Linked DNA regions of Homo sapiens: regions 1 and 3 are each linked to region 2. A link is a loop called in an ENCODE intact Hi-C map of the cell type or tissue named here. Cell type or tissue: heart right ventricle. All regions are shown on one strand.

Evidence for each region. A loop is a pair of places that touch in the nucleus more often than their neighbours do. Peaks named below come from ENCODE experiments on the same cell type or tissue, not always from the same donor. Only the 100,000 strongest peaks of a DNase experiment are listed, where the experiment ranks them.
Region 1: it touches region 2 in a loop (6-fold over the local background); 22 of 110 quality-filtered maps call a loop at or near these places.
Region 3: a loop joins it to region 2, with 12 times the contacts of the local background. A loop is called at or near these places in 109 of 110 quality-filtered maps.

Annotation. Positions count from the first base shown.
Region 1 is chr17:6,044,624-6,047,123 of GRCh38, forward strand. No RefSeq gene overlaps it. Among named protein-coding and RNA genes, the nearest start is that of WSCD1, 25 kb to the right of the region's middle. In heart right ventricle, a CTCF peak has its summit at 1,495 (motif pointing left); no DNase peak of the experiment used is centred here.
Region 2 is chr17:5,586,364-5,588,863 of GRCh38, forward strand. No RefSeq gene overlaps it. Among named protein-coding and RNA genes, the nearest start is that of NLRP1, 3.1 kb to the left of the region's middle. In heart right ventricle, a CTCF peak has its summit at 1,261 (motif pointing right); a DNase peak (open chromatin) is centred at 1,220; H3K27ac peaks cover 502 bases.
Region 3 is chr17:6,421,206-6,423,705 of GRCh38, forward strand. No RefSeq gene overlaps it. Among named protein-coding and RNA genes, the nearest start is that of AIPL1, 13 kb to the right of the region's middle. In heart right ventricle, a CTCF peak has its summit at 991 (motif pointing left); a DNase peak (open chromatin) is centred at 976; H3K27me3 peaks cover 855 bases.

The DNA of each region.
Region 1 (2,500 bases), 460 kb after region 2:
TGGGAGCACCAACACAGAATGCCAGTCCCTGCCTTCAAGGTGCTTACAGTCTGCAGGGGGAAATACACAGGCAGTTACAAGGCCCTCATGGTTTCTCTTGTGATACAGGGAGTCATGGGAAGCTATGGGACCTAGAGGCCATGAATCAGCTTTACCTTGCAGGCAAGAAAAGTGTTACAAAGAGTGTAGTAGCCTTCGGTTTGGGAAAAGAAAAGTGCCGAAAAGAATTAATACAGTAATACAGCAAGCTTGAAGCTTCTATCTTTAGAAGAGCTTGCTTGCAAGGTAGGCCCTTGGCTGGAGTCATAGAACTTGGCTTTTGAAACATCCTTTAACTGCTAAAGTTGCTTTGCTTTGCCTGGACTCTTTGCACAATGTGTTTTATGTATTTTCCTTATGGGAGTATGAAATGTTGGTAGTTGCTAGGCAAAGAGTGCCTATGTGATCAACTCCCAATTACAAACAAAACAAAACAAAAAACGCACCCTAAACTCCGAGTCTCAAACAGGCTTTCCCAGGCTGAAACTTTACATACATGTTGCTGCAATTTTTGCTGCTGGAGAAAAAAGCATGCTCAGCATGTCCCTTCCTCAGTGTGTCATGGGAGGGAGAGGAAGCCTGTGCTTGGGTTTCTCCAGAGTCCGTCTGATGTCTTTTGCCTGCATAGATCTTGTTGTGTTTTCTTTTACTGCAATAAACTACAGCCGTGAAGTCAATTATGCTGAGACCCGTGATTTCTTCTAGTGACCCAGTGATCATGTGGGTGGTCTTAGGCCCCCTAAAATAGAAAAGATGAATGAGATTTTAATGGGAAGAACAGGAAGAGAGGGGATTCCAGGTATAGGAAACAGCATATGCAAACTCATAGAAGCATGAAAGCGTGTGGTTTGGGCAAGGAATGGTGTGGCCTGCAGCTAACTAAAGGGAGGTGCTGACGAACTTGAAAAAGTTCAGAGGAACTGGGCTGTGAGGTGCGTGAGTGCTAGGCCAAGGGATCTAGATTTTATCTTATGAGCAATGGGAAACATTGGGTATACTTAAAGAGAGAAATAACAGTCAGGGGGATATTACTGTTACAACAATTACTCTAGTAGCCAGTGTGTGGGGCTAATCGTGAGTGAGGAAACAGGAGGCCAGAAGGCAGGCCTTGGAGGAGGCCTGGCAGGGATGCAGATGTAACCTGTCTGAGCCAAGTGCTCCTTAGAGCCTCCTTGCCAACCCTCCTCCTGTTCCATCCTTCCCATTGTCCAAGAACCCTAGACCCTTGCTTGGCTCATTCTGATAGGGCTGGCTGGACTGTGCAGACTGTTGCTACTATCCCAGGGCCTTGAAGAAAACTAGCCAAGCCCAGTTGCATTTATGGCCACTCCTGAGCAATGCTCATGATGGTCTATAGGGTCTAACCCAGTGGTTCTCAACTAGGGGCAATTTCCCCTCTTCTCCTAAGGACATTTGGCCATGCCTGGAGATATTTTGGTTGTCACAACTGGGGGTGAGGTGCTACTGGCATCTAGTGGGTAAAGGCCAGAGATGCTGCTTAACATTCTACGTTCACGGGACAGCCTCCCTGAACAAAAATGTATCAGGCCCAAAATGTCAGCAGTGCCAATGTTGAGAAACTCTTTTCTAGATTAGCACTGTCCAGCGGAATTTATTGCAGTGATTGAAATGTCCTATCATTCTGCACCATCTAAGGTAACCACGAACCACATGCGGCAGTTGAGCCCTTGAAAGATGGCTAGTTGGGATTGAAGAACTCAAGTTTCAAGTGTATTTCATTTTAATTAATTTGATTTTTGTCTTAAGTAGCCACACGTGGCTGGCTAATGGCTACTGTATCAGGAGCATGCTGCATCAGATCTGCATGCTCAGCAGGCTGCCAGCAGTTCCTGAGGATAACGTCCTTAGTTTACACTCTCTGGCTCCCGCATTTTCCCCAGAGCACATCCTCTGGGAAGAGGGGCTACCAGCCAGAGCCACCTCTGGGCCAGACCAAAACCACAACCCAGACTTGGGGGTTGAGCACAGCTCAAGGTATGTTCTCCTGGGGCTTCCAGCAGACCTGAGTCAGGCCCATCTCAGACTGCATCGCTGAACCTCAGATGTGAGAAAGAAGCTTGGCTCTTGAGGCCTTTTTTTTCCCCCAACAGACCCCTACTTTGCCACATTTTCTCCCAGTCACCAGCTCTGGAATACTGGGAGGTGCAGCCATGATCAAACCTCAGAAAAGGTCCCTTGGTTCCTTTCTTCTGGGAGAGTGAGCTCCTTGGTGTCCCTTATTCCATTACTAAGGGGGCTCCTTTCAGAGACTTTTTCCAGGAAAGAAAAAAAAATCGGCTTCAAGATGACTTAATGTCCCTACATAGGCAGAGAAGACACTGACAAATTCAAACAGCCATGTCTCTGGCTTAAAAAAATTTAAGTTATGCCTAACAAGGCACAAACCTTAGACAGAGAAGAATATCAGATAAGGCTTGAATGCAAACTGTGGCAGTGGCAT
Region 2 (2,500 bases):
TCAACCTGTTAAATAGATCAGAAACCTGACCCTTCCCACCACGCCCACTGGGGCTGCTGGTCCAGCCTTCAGTCGTCTCTTACTGGGATCACTGTGCTAGCCTTCCACATGTTCTCCACCCATGCTGATGCTTCCCCTTTACTGTCTACTCTCAGTCTAGAAGCCAGAATTATCCACTTAAAGCATAAATTAGGTCAGGTCACTTCTCAGCTCAAAACTTTCCCATACTCCATCTCACTCTGAGTAAAAACCAAAGTCCAACCAAAGGTGTGGTGACTCGTGCCTGTAATCCCAGCACTTTGGGAGGCTGAGGTGGGAGGATCGCTTGAGTCCAGGAGTTCAAGACCAGTCTGGGAAACATGGCAAGACCCTGTCCCTATGACATAATATTAAAAAACTTCCCAAATCCGGCCAGGTACAGTGGCTCATGCCTGTAATCTCAGCACTTTGGGAGGCTGAGGCGGGCAGATCACCTGAGGCCAGGAGTTCAAGACCAGCCTGGCTAACATGGTGAAATCCCATCTCTAATAATTATAATACAAAAAAAATTATCCGGGTGTGGTGGCGCACGCCGTATTCCTTCAGGAGGCTGAGGCAGGAGAACTGCTTGAACCTGGGAGGCAGAGATTGCAGTGAGCCGAGATTGCACCATTGCACTCCAGCCTGGGCGACAAGAGCAAAACACAGTCTCAAACCAAACCAAACCAAACAACAACAACAACAACAACAACTCCCCAAATCTCCCAGAGCCCTCCCAATGGTTCCCGGGGGCTGCATGATCTAGCCCCTGATATCTCTCCGGCATTATATCCTACCCTATCCCCCTCCCTCACTGGATCCTCTTAGTCTTTTCCCTGTTCCTTGAATACACCAAGAATACTCTCACTCCAGGGCCTTTGCACTAGTCTTTCCATTGTCTTGGAATGGTTTCCCCAGATATTCAGAGGTGTGCTATCCAACCTTCTGTAAAGTAGAATTCCTTCATTCCGTGCTTCATTTTTCCGCATGACACTTATTATTGCCTGACGTTACAGACTTGTTTATTTGTTTACCTTCTGTCACCCCCTCCTGCCAATAGGATGTTAGGTCCCTGGAGACAGGACTTGGCTTGTTTTGTTCGCTGTTGTATCCGCTATGCCTAAATCAGTGCCTGGCCCACAATGTCAGCACAATCAATACCACAGACATTGAATGTCTTTTGAACGCTTTCCTTTAATGCTTTCCTTCTTATCCTTCCAAACAGCTACTCACTCTGGCCACTAGATGGCACTCAAGTACTTTCTGAGAATTGAAGCAGCCTCATGGGTTTGGTGGAGAGGACCCACTGGCGCTCTCTGAGCCTGAATTTTTAAAATTATCCCTGTTTCTGGTGCTTTGGGCCTTTGTTTCCTTTCCTTGAGGCATTTTAGGAACACATTAAAACTCACTTTTATTCAAGTCATGCTATTTTCAATTAAAACTTAACTCATGAGGAATATCTGTATGGCCAGTACTCCAGCAGAGTACAGTGAGGCCTTCTCTTTAGGTTCAAATTACTATGACTTGAATCAAGATCTGGATAACTTGAAATCAGCCTCCTTGAAATTCCTCTCCTCCCACCTATTTCTAAGCGTGTCCCAGGCATTGCCTCATGGGGTTCTGAAGTCAGTTCTTGGTTCCCCTCTGATCGACTGGTCTTGACTACCTTGCTGCCGTCCCTTTGGTCTCAGACCCCATTTCTATCCTCCTGAAGTTGCTGGGCCCAGGTGTCCTCTCTGTCACCACCATTTTAGGGCACGGCTCTTTTCTGGCCCATTCCTGAAATGTGGGACAAGATTTTCCCAATTTACGGCACAGCTGAGACCGTGACATGAGGATATGATTTTGAGCAAGAACTTCCCCAAGGTTCAGGGATGAAGGATAGTAAATACATCAGGGCATCACTCTCTGTAGCTGTGGCTCACACTGTCCTCAGAGCCCTCTCTGGTCCAGGATCATCCCTGCTATCCCTTTTCCAGCTGGAGCCCTCTGTAGCTCTGGTGCTTTCCATTACACACAGGCAGGTCATTGCCCAGCCTCAAGATTCTGCAGCCTCCTCTGCCCTTTGGAGGCCAGGACCCTCTGGCTCTAATACTTAGAAAGAGAACAAGCTGTCCTACATTCACATCACTCCTAGCACAGGCCCCAGGATTATCCTCCTTCCAGGATGATCGACATGGAAATATCTAGTCCCTTCAGGTGTGTGCTTGGTATTGTTGGAAATAAAAGCTCGGAGTCACAGAGAAAATGAGCACTCAAATAAAGGATTTTTTCAGCAAGGCAAATTTACTTCTGGAGAAGGGTCTCGCTTGCCCTTCTGGCCACTGCAAGAGCACACTGAACAAAGGAGGGAAGGGGTTTTTATCCCTGACCCAGTCAGTCCCTGATGCTGTGTCCGGGCCCCATTGGCTGGAGTTGGACTGCGCAGTCTAAGCTGATCCTGATTGGCTACTTCAAATGGAGCAGGGGTGGGGGCTACAGC
Region 3 (2,500 bases), 830 kb after region 2:
CGGAAGCAGAGGGACGCAGAGTGGAAGATGCTCCATTGCTGCCTTTGAAGGGGCCACAAGGCAAGGAATACAGGCAGCCTCTAAAAGCTGAAATAGGCAGGAAAGAAAATGGACTCTCTCCTCCGGCCTCTGGAAAGAACACAGCCCTGCCTGCCAACCCGTTTTAGAATCCCTGACCTCTGGAACTATAAGAGAATACGTGTGTGTTGTTTTAAGCCATTAAGTTTGTGGTAATTTGCTGCATCCACCATGGGAAACTATTGCCCCTGCACAATACCCGAGGAAGGGGGTGTCCCTCGGGCCACTCAGCCCCTTACTGCTGACCCAAAGGACTCCCTGGTCTCAGGGTGTCTGTCAACTCCAGAGGTCAGTATGGTGGCTCCTGCCTGGGAGCAAATGCCTTGGTTTGGTTAACTAGTAATGATTCCTGAGGACGTGCCAGGCCAAAGGGGGCTTCAAAACCCACACAAGGTCGTTTCGTGCTGACCCTTCCAACTGCTCCCAAACAAAGGCTATTGGCATTGCCGCAGGTTGCTGCCTGATAGAAGTTTCACATTCTCTCCTTTTTTAAAAAAAAATGCATCATACCCACATACGAAGCATCCAGTGAAGGAGGCAGCACAGTATAGAAAAGAAAAGAAAAGAAAAAAAAGAAAAGAAAAGAAAAGAAAAGAAAAGAAAAGAAAAGAAAAGAAAAGAAAGCCCCAGCCCAGACTCCTGGAAACCTGATGCTAATCCTGGAGCTACTGCCCCTCTCTAAGCCTCAGTTTCCCCATCTGTACAAGGGGTTGGGACTGAGTTGCCTCCAAGGACCTAGTTTGCTGGCAGCCTCATTCCATAGTTCTAAATGCCTCCTTTCCTGTCATCAGCTTGCCTGACCTTGTGACCTGCAGCGTCAGGGATGGTCAGGGCTGATGGAGAACCGCCACATCCGGAGCCCAAAGCGGCCATCTCCTACCCTGGGGACCCGTCTGCTTGGTCTCTGCTGCCACCTGCTGGCAACTTGAAAACAAAGCCTTCCGGCTGGATCTCCGGGAAAGAAGCCCTTGGAAGAGAGGCCCTGCAAACTATTGCAACTGCCCGCCCAGACCTGACCAGCCACGCCCTTCCTTTAGGTTGGTTTTCAGGGAGCAGAAGGAAGCCCATGCAGCAACCAGAGCCCTGGATGGGAGGCTGCCTGCATCTCTCCCCATGTCTGCCTCCCGCCTCCTCTGCACTAGGAAGATGGGGTGTGGGATGCGGCAGTTTCTGAACAGTGGTTCTACTGGCCCAGCCTCTGCCTTCAGAGGATTGTAACAATAGGACAAGGGTCCCTGTGCACCCTCTCTCCAGGGTATCTCCACCACATGCTATGGGCTTCCTGGTCCCTATCCCCTTTTTCCTGTTTTCAGACATCCAGAGGCATCAGAAGGGGAGCTGTCCACACGGGATGAGCCGGACAGGACCAAGCCCGAGCATAGGCTGCATTCGGGCCTCTGTCCAGCCAGGGAGCCCACAGGCCACGTTCTCACCACAAATGAGGGGGGCACCCTCGCTGCTCGTTGTCCCCAAAAGAAAGGGTAGCTGGTAGGATAGCTACATTCAGACAATGGACAGGGCAAAGGAGACTGGGAAGTCTGCGAGCCACAGTCCCTGGCCCCGAAGTAATGCCCCTTGCCAGGCCCCTCATCTGTTTCTGAGCCACACTCGACTCTGGCTGCCCAGACAACATCCAGGCCTTTCCCCGTAGGCAGCGCTGCCAGGAGGCAGCAGTGAAGGTCCCCTTGGCTCTCTGGCCCCAGCCTCCCTCCCTGTTCCACCTTCTGCAGTTCGAGGCACTCGCTTTGGCCTCAGGACACACCTGCCTTGCTCCCTCTGCAGGCCATAACATCCCCTTCCTCTGACCTCTTCTAAAATCTCCTCTCTCACGTGGTTCCTTCATACTATGGCCCACTGGACTACTGAGCCTAATCATCCAAAAATTGAAACCCCTTTTCTTCAAGGGTGGGAAGGCTTACACATCAAACCTTCTAGTACTGCAAGAAAAAAGGAAGAAGAGGCCGGGCGCGGTGGCTCACGCCTGTAATCCCAACACTTTGGGAGGCCGAGGTGGGCAGATCACCAGAGGTCAGGAGTTCGAGAGCAGCTGGCCAACATGGTGAAACCCCGTCTCTACTAAAAATACAAAAAATTAGCCAGGCACAGTGGCACACACCTGTAATCCCAGCTACTCAGGAGGCTGAGGCACGAGAATTGCTTGAACCTGGGAGGTGGAGGTTGGAGGTTGCAGTGAGCCGAGATCAAGCCAGTGCATTCCAGCCTGGGCAACAGAGTGAGACTCCATCTCAAAAAAAAAATGAAAAAGAAAAAAGGAAGAGGAGAAGAGAAGAAAAACATAAAACACTGCCATGTTAAAATGTACATTATCACTCCAGATGCCAGAAATATCCTCATTCTGGTGTCCCAGGGGTCACGAAATTGGAACCACAGAGAAAGCAATGCAGTGGAAGCATTGCGCTGG